Regions from separate parts of the Homo sapiens genome. Here region 2 is linked to region 1. The links are chromatin contacts, found by Hi-C in ENCODE. All regions are on one chromosome and are shown on one strand. The core of a region is the stretch at or near the end of the contact, and the rest is flanking DNA. Distances in the headings are between cores, read along the strand shown. Region 1 overlaps LOC105376481 (a long non-coding RNA gene). Region 2 holds the start of LINC02664 (long intergenic non-protein coding RNA 2664).

What was found. Hi-C counts contacts between places; a loop is a spot of excess contacts on that map. Pooled maps may share reads with other maps.
Region 2: a loop to region 1 is called in a pooled map, with 2.2 times the contacts of the local background. The contact joins the promoter of LINC02664 here to the enhancer-like site in region 1. A Hi-C loop is called at or near these places in 1 of 50 pooled maps.

The regions. Positions count from the first base shown.
Region 1 is chr10:31,098,168-31,102,648 of GRCh38, reverse strand. All of the region lies in intron 1 of LOC105376481 (a long non-coding RNA gene), which reads right to left. Among named protein-coding and RNA genes, the nearest start is that of ZNF438, 69 kb to the right of the region's middle. RefSeq lists an enhancer at 1,253-1,312. Within about 2 kb of position 1,413, at least 3 of the 41 ENCODE cell types and tissues checked have a DNase peak (open chromatin) inside an H3K27ac peak, as active enhancers do.
Region 2 is chr10:31,186,616-31,190,698 of GRCh38, reverse strand. It overlaps LINC02664 (long intergenic non-protein coding RNA 2664), which reads right to left and starts at 2,816. Exons shown (of 3, transcript NR_134478.1): 1 at 2,500-2,816.

The sequences.
Region 1 (4,481 bases), core at 164-2,663:
TGGTTGAGTAAACGTTTGACTTGGAGGTATTTGTTCCAGCAGGCTGGATGCAGAAATGACGGTTCTCAGTTCCAGACTGTGGCTGCTCCAAGATATCCAGTGTTCCATTCATGTTGGAACAAGACCCTGATGGGAACTACAAATGCCCACATCAGTGTCTGGGCTTCTGGGAGAGGGGCTGGAAATGGTAGACAGGGAGTCTGGCTCCAGCTAAGCCAGCAGAGAGTTGTTTCAGCAAATCGGAGGCAGAACGCCACTCCTATAGGCTGCAGGGATGGGGTGGGTTGGGGTGGAGTGAGGGCTTCAGGACTGGCGGGAAAACATAAGCCAGGGTTCGGGGGTAGCAAGGCTCATGCTGAACCCCTGCACTGCCCACGATAGGTGACCTCAAGTCTTGCCCATCCTGCTCAAGATGGGCCTAGCACTCAGCAAGGAACCCTAGGATACCCCAGGTTAAGGTCTTCGGGGCTCTCTAGGAAGAGTCAGGGCACAGGGTGCCAAACCAGTTACATAATCTGTAGGGCCCAGTGCAAAATGAAAATATGGCGCTCCTTGTCTAAAAGTGATTGCGAATTTTAAGATGACAAAAGCAGGGCATTAAACCAAGTGCAGGGCCCTCCCGAGCCCAGGGCATGTGTGACTGCATAGGTCACATGCCCACGAAGCTACGCCTGCTCAGGACTGACGGCACTGATGGCTTTTCAGAGATATTCCTGCTGGCCAGGCACAGTGGCTCACGCCTGTAATCCCAACACTTTGAAAGGCCGAGGTGGGCGGATCACCTGAAGTTAGGAGTTTGAGACCAGCCTGGCCAACATGGTGAAACCCCATCTCTACTAAAAATACAAAAATTGGCCGGGCGTGGTGGCACATGCCTGTAATCCCAGCTACTTGGGAGGCTGAGGCTAAGGCAGGAGAATCGCTTGAACCTGGGAGGAGGAGGCTGCAATGGCTGAGATTGTGCTACTGCACTCCAGCCTGGGTGACAGAGCAAGACTGTCAAAAAAAAAGAGAGAGAGATTCCTGCCAGAAAATTTCTCATAATAAATCCAGCTCACTTATGCCCAAGATGTGCAACATAAGGAAACAAGGAAAGAAGCCCTGGGGTGTAGCGGGAAACAATCTCAGAGAAAACCTAAAGGCACCCAAAACTGAAACCCTGCAACTAGCAAAAGGACCTGATGTGTTGCAGGATGGGGACAGCTGGGAGCAGGGGCAGAACGGTGACATCAAACAACCAAGGTGGCCTCTGGGGCTGTGTTCATGTCCATGGGAAATGAGCCACCAAGAGTCCAGCACATTCTTCATTCCAAAAGTGGTCAGTGACCAGCAAGAGGTAAGCAGAGAAGTGGAAGCAGGAAACTGCAGTTAGAAAAAACAAAGCTGGGTTGAGTCACACGGTTGTGGCTTGAAGTGCTGGGAAGCCCAGGGCCTTTCCCCTTGAGTCAGCTGAAGGGGTACACGTTGCTACCATGACCTTACTAACAACACTCAGTAGGTGTCTACAAAGAAAAGCCGATGCTGAGCCAGGTACCACCACCTTTCATTTGGATGGCACCTTACAGTTTAGAAAGTGCTTTGATATGCATAATGACTTCAGTTGATTCTCTCAATAACCCTATTAGGTTAGCAGAGTATCATTGTCCCCAGATAGGTGGACTGACTCGCCCAAGGTTGTTGGCAAAATCCATTCAAGTCCAGCACTTTTTTCTTCTCTTCCATAATGCTCCTGTCACTGGTGCCTGCCATCATCCCGGAGTTCATGGCCCGAGACTGGCAAACGCCGGCCAGGGCGTTACAAGCATCCATGTTGACTAATTGCACCCAACATCCCAATATCTTGCCAGTGGTACAAAAGGAATAGGTGAGCTGCTGGGCTGTGCAGCACCTACCACATCCTCCAGAAAAGGTAGACGGTCAGAGAGATTGGGCATTTCTTTCATACAAACATCACAGGAGCTGCTTTTGGGAATCGTCTGTTAAATGTGAGCTGCAGATTAGACCAAGATGAACAGAGGGTTGTGATCCTGAGTGACTTAGTATTTTGAAGCAGCCTGTTAACCTTTTATCAGAAGGATTCCTTCAAAGCATTAGTTTACGGCACTAAAATGTGGGCAGATTATTTGCCAAATCACATTGTTATGCACAGCTAACTAACTGCTTTGCAAAAACTGGTACCTGTGGATGCACAGTCAATGGCTTTGAGTCAAATATGTCAATCATTAACATTTTCTCTAAAAATTAACAAGTGCAATTAGCATGTATCAATGAAATAATTGCTTGAGTTCACTATTTTTTTAAGCTGAATCTCCATTTGAGTCACACAAAAAGAAAATGAATCTTAAAATCATTTCCATTTTAGCAGAGGCACATGTTAAAAACAGCTGAACTTATTTTTCCCTCCTCAATTTCTGCAAAATTCACTCCCAGGTTTACTTACTGTGCCAAGTTTCAGAGCTGAGCAAATTTTTATGGTCTAGTTATAAACCCTAGAAAAACAAGGTTTATAGGAAATGTTGACACAACCTTAACTAAAGTGGTGCTAGCTGACACCTCTATATTTTCAATTTGGGGATTTCTACTGGGAAAGTATAAACGCTAATTCAGCAAAGGAAGCCAACTATAATAAAAATGTTGTAGTCTTCCTGTTCACCCCATGAAGTTCTACTTCAAAAGATGCCAGTGCAACGTGGAGGTGAGTTAGAGTTAGAATGATCAGCATGGAGAGCACCTGCAAATCGCTCAGCCTCCTGGTTACCTATAAACTTCGCCTGGGAATGCATGACCTCACCATGAGTCACGGCTGCCCACAGCAGTGCAGTCGGAGAGACGGCGGAAGATGTCAGGTCTTTACGCAAAGGTGTCTACTAGTCTCTCCCTGCACACCTTCTAATCTATCCTAAATGGAAACCCAAGTTGATTTTTCACAGGCCAGTAAAGCGAGCCACTGAGACACTGAGAAGCTAAGAAGATGGGAGTGAAGGCACGCCATGGAAGGTTGACTTTGAGTGCGGTGGGCTCAGACTGTGGTAGTAGTGGGGCACCAGGTGTAAGGGCACACTGAGACATCGGGAGGCAGGACCAACAACAATGAGGATTTCCCCCATCCTGCTAAGCTGCCCAGATGAGAAGCACATGTGTTCAATATTTAGGCTTTAATTTTTTCCCCTCTGAAACAGGAGGAGGTGGGAGAAGGGGTAGCTTTGATTCAGGTCCAGAGATAAAGACTGACTGACACACACACGGACCATAATAGGGGACAAAGTGAGTTAAGCGGAAGTAAATGTTTTAAAATCCTCAGCTAGATAGACTAAACAGCACTGGCCCGGGAGTCAGGAGACGCAGCTGTCTGTCTGTCCGGGCGTTCCCACTTATGAACTGAGACTCCAGGCGGTCTGAGTGGCCTCCCCACGTCCTGTCCCAATTTCGTCACTGGTGAAATGGAGTTCAGCCTCTGTTATGGGACAGCGGTGAGGAATAAGTAGAGTTATGTCCCTGGAAGTGGTTTGTGAATTGTAAATTGAAAGGCAAATGGGAGTATTACTTTGTATTGATTGCATTTCTACTTTGGAAAACTATGTTCAGAAAATGGAAATATTTTCTTTTTTTTATTTTACTTTAAGTTCTGGGATACATGTGCTGAATGTGCATGTTTGTTGCATAGGTATACATGTACCATACCATTCAGGACATAAGCATGGGCAAAGACTTCATGACTAAAATACCAAAAGCAATTGCAACAAAAGCCAGAATTGACAAATGGGATCTAATTAAACTAAAGAGCTTCTGCACAGCAAAAGAAACTACCATCAGAGTCAACAGGCAACCTACAGAATGGGAGAAAATTTTTGCAATCTATCCATCGGACAAAAGTCTAATATCCAGAACCTACAAGGAACTTAAACAAATTTACAAGAAAAAAACAATCCCATCAAAAAGTGGGTGAAGGATATGAACAGACACTTCTCAAAAGAAGACATGTATGTGGCTAACAAACATATAAAAAAAGCTCATCATCACTGGTCATTAGAGAAAAGCAAATCAAAACCACAATGAGTTACCATCTCACGCCAGTTAGAATGGCGATCATTAGAAAATGGAAATATTTTCAATGGAGGGACAAATCCATCAGGATAATGGGGATAAGAAAAAAGCCTCCCTAGCATTGCTTTTAGTTCATTCCGAAGCTGATTTGGAAGGGAATTCACTGCTGACAACTTTGCTTTTGTGTTAAGTCGAATAGTCTGCTTAAAAGGCCCTTTGGGTTACACCCCAAATGCCATCACATATGTCTAACCTTCACCAGCTCACAAGGGACGACTAAGTTACATATCTTCATGAGCAGAAAGTATTTTGGATTATGTTTTTGTTTTGTTTTCTCCCAGGTTTCTAAGCCTGTTGGCAGCATTTTCCCAGGGAGTTTTCAAAAGCTTTCACAAGAGATCCCCATACCACTGGCAGAAAGGCATGAAACTTACTTT
Region 2 (4,083 bases), core at 1,567-4,066, 87 kb before region 1:
ATGGAATACTATGCAGCCGTAAAAAGGAATAAGATCATGTCCTTTGCAGAGACATGGATGAAGCAAGAAGCCTCATGTTATGCTCCTGTTACATGTTATCCTCATGCCACATTTTGTCCTCAGCAAACTAACCCAGGAACAGAAAACCAAACATGGCATGTTCTCACTTATAAGGAGGAGCTGAACGATGTGAACACACTGACACATGGTGGGGACACACACTGGGGCCTGTGAGTGGGGACGAGAGGACGGAGAGCATCAGGAAGAACAGCTAATGGGTGCTGGGCTTAATACCTAGGTGATGGGATGATCTGTGCAGCAAACCACCTTGGCACACAGTTACCTATGTAACAAACCTGCACATCCTGCACTGTACCCTGGAATTTAAAATAAATGTCAAAGAAAAAAAGAAAAATGATAATTTCTCTGAATGCCATGGGTTAGCAAAAGGCTGGGAAGCATTGCTCTAAGATAGCTCCTGGGACCTTTGCATTTTGCTTTCTGACTTTCTGCTCTATGTACAATAATTTTTTGTCATGCCTCCCCGAAAGTTCACCACTCTTTACCACTGCCAGCTACCCTGTCACCACATGAAACGATACTTCGTCTACATGAGCTGAATATTGCATCCCTTCTTCTTCATGTTTGTACACAGCCACCGTTGAGTTTCACATTTTGTGAAATGCAGGCATCACTACAGTTGATGTACAGAAGAACCCAATGAGGCTGAGAATGCTTACGCGCATCACCTCGGAACTGCTGCATGCGTCAAAAAACATGGAATAGTTGCTCCCTTGCAATTGCTGTCAGGTGCCTGCTGCTTCCACCCACTTTGACACTCCAGGCTGTGGGTGCTGCTTGGGGTCCCCAATGGGCCCAGCCTCCACAGGTAGGATTCCAGTTGGCCCTGGCGGGAGGCATGTGACAGCCATGGGGCCTTTCCCCATCCTCTCCCTGGCTTATTCCTGGCTCCCACAACCTGTGTTTGTTACCTAGCTGCATCTCTGATTTCTGAGCTCCTGGATTGTGGGTATTGCCTTCTCGGGTTTGCAATATCTGGCTGATGCCAAACCCCTTGGCTCTGCCTCTCCTAGGGTACAGCCATGGTTTGGGGGCTCAACTTCTCAGGGTCACCGAAGCTCTAATCTGCTAACCCAATTTCAGTTCCTGGATCTTTCTGGCTATTCCTGTTCAGTGGATACCCAACCCTGGTATCATCTTACTAGTCCCGGAATCTTGAATTGAGAGCAAAAAGTAATTGTGTTTTTGTTAGAAAAGATGGGGACAAAGTTAGAGGGTGGGAAAAAGCATCTGATGCCCAAGACTGTGAGCTGAACTGGAAAAATAGAGTGTCTGAGGAACTCCATCAGAAAACTCTGCATGAAGTCTTTGGATTTGGGTTGTCTATCTCCAGTGATAATGTGCTGGTGATGACTAATTAGGTGCACCATCGTTCGGAGACTCAGTAAAGACTACAAATGAAAAAACATAGTCGATCAAGGCATGATTCACACTCAAAGGACTCTTGAAACAAGCAAAGAACTTTGTTGTTTAGTCTGGCAAACATTTCACTTTGAAAATAATCATAAATGAAAACCATGCTCCCTGAATCTTCCAGCTATCTATGTGAAATGCTCTTAATTTCATAGGTGGTTGGTAAGGGACCAATTACTTTCGACATGTGAATGAAATGACATCATCTTTGCCAAACAATGTGCAGTGAAATGAGAGACCACCTTCCTTATGGCATGTTTCATATGTTCTCTCTCTCTCTCTCTCTCTCTACAAATTGGCCCATGAGTATTCCTTCACTTTCTCATTATAACAAAACAAAAGAAAAATCCAATCACATGTATTGCCAGCTGCTTCTCCCTTGTGGCATAATTCTGCAGAAGCAGTGAGAGGACATTTTCAGTGGGAGGCTGCTACAGGACCACCAGAGAGTGCAGGAGGCCTGGGCCAGGGGTCTATGAGCTGCTCCAGAAGCTTCTGACTGCTGCTTCTGGAGCCCAAGTTCTGGGATCTGAGCAAGGTGACACTGGTTCAGCTGGTGGCCCTCTCCCCTTGCAGAGGGAACAGGTGCTTAGTGGAGAAGCTGAGGCCTTGGGCACTCCGTTTTCTTCTCCCCTGGCCCAGGGCAGGCACTTGGGGTGTCCTCTTCCATGGGTGGCCCCTGCTGGGGATTTCCAAGCCCCCAACAGAATTACATTCTTCTTCCTCAGTCCTTGCACTGCCTCTGTTTTCCCACAATAGCAAAATACAATGGCAGCCTACAGAGCACAGCACAAACTAGCATCATGACCTCAGGGCCACTAAGAAGGCCCTAAGACCCCTTGAATCCTTTCATGGAGGGCAAAGGCTTTCTTTCCTCCCTTAGGGATAGGGCCATAGATCCCTCCAGCCCTTGGGCAGCTGAGTGGAACCTGGAACCCCTCAGCCCATCCCGTTCCAGTACCCTCCACCCTTGAGTTGTGGTCCCAGTGACCAGGCAAACATTACCATTTTCTCCAAAAGCTCTGCCAGGACCGGGGCTGCAGGTGACGGCCGCAGATCCTCTCCCAGTGAGAAGATTCTGATGGAGGGAGCACCCACGTTCCGCGGCAGGCATCCTCCACCTGCCCCCTCAGCCTTTGAGCCAGAGCACATCACTCATCCAGTGAGAGAGGTGGCCAGCCCAGGGCAGGAGGGGGGCTCCACGACTTCGGGGCTGGCCAGGGCGTAGTGCTGAGGATCTAGAGAACATTGGCAGTGAAGATTTCCCTATAACTCCAACTACTCTGGAATCCATCCTGACCACTTTTTGTTTTCCCATTTTTACCCAAGGGTCGGCTCTGCTTCTGCAAACATCCGGCCCTTCCCCTCCTCTGGCCTGTGCTCAGAATTCAGAAGCAGCTGTGGGGGCACGCGGCTGTGCCCTTTAGCCCATGGTCACAGGAGAAATGGCCTCAGCAGAAAGACTCCAGAAATGACAGCCATGCTCAGCCTTGGGAGGTTTTACAAAACAACAGCCCTTACCTCCCCTTCCCCTGAAATAAAAAATGCGGAATATTTTTAAATAAAATGTGTCATTTTTTAAGCAAGAGGTATACCATTTTCCCAGTGGCAGTTTTCAAACATTTCAAAAATGTTAAATGGTACGTTAATTCTCCCTTTATTCTTCATGCTTTCTCTCACCCTGGAAATATATGTATATATATGCACACATTATCCTTGGAGGTGTATTTTCTAGGATGCAAATAACAAAGGAAAGTGATGGCATTTGGAATTCAGGTGCTTGAAGAGGTGGACATGTGCTTTTCATTCCAGCATATAATTGAGGACATTGTCACTTGTCTTACACACGTGTATCCAGTTCTGTTCATCTGCCACCCTCCTTGCCTGTATTTGCTGATCTGATCAACTAGGTGTTTGGGTGAATATCCCACTCTCATACCACCACCATGCTTGGAGTATTTCCAAGAACAGTGAATCAAACTTGGGGCCAGGGCATGGCCTACTTCCAACAAAATACAGTCTTATACATTTCAGGACCATTTTACTGCTGTTTGCTATAACCAAATGAGCAATGGGCAGGTTTAGGGACCACAAAAGCAAAGCAGCATAACATTTGGAATTTTCATGTATGCTTATTTCTTAAATTTGAAGAACTCTGTTGTTATTTCAGGACTTGTGTGCTAGTCTTTGATTCTTCTCCCACAAAGCCCGAGAGGAAATCTCCCCTTTCTCTTGCTGTTCTGGCCTTGGCCTTGCAATGTATGGTCTCACTCCCCTTGCACCTGGGCCATGTCCCTTGAACATGGTAGGGTTGTACCAGAGAAGCAAAGCTTGTATTGAATGGCACATTCCATCGCAGAGGCTCTCCTAGCAACATGGCAACAATAACAAACCTAACAATAGCTTTTTGTTTTTAGCTCTATAAAGTGCTGTGGCCATTAGTCTCACCAGAAAATTCAAAGGATAATTTTGCAAGTGACGAGTGGTTTCTAGCTGAAGCATTGAAATTGGAGCCCCTTGATTGCTTTCCTCCAATCTGCTAATATCTAAGTAGGCAGGCACCAGAGTTTCATTTGAGGAGCAGGATGT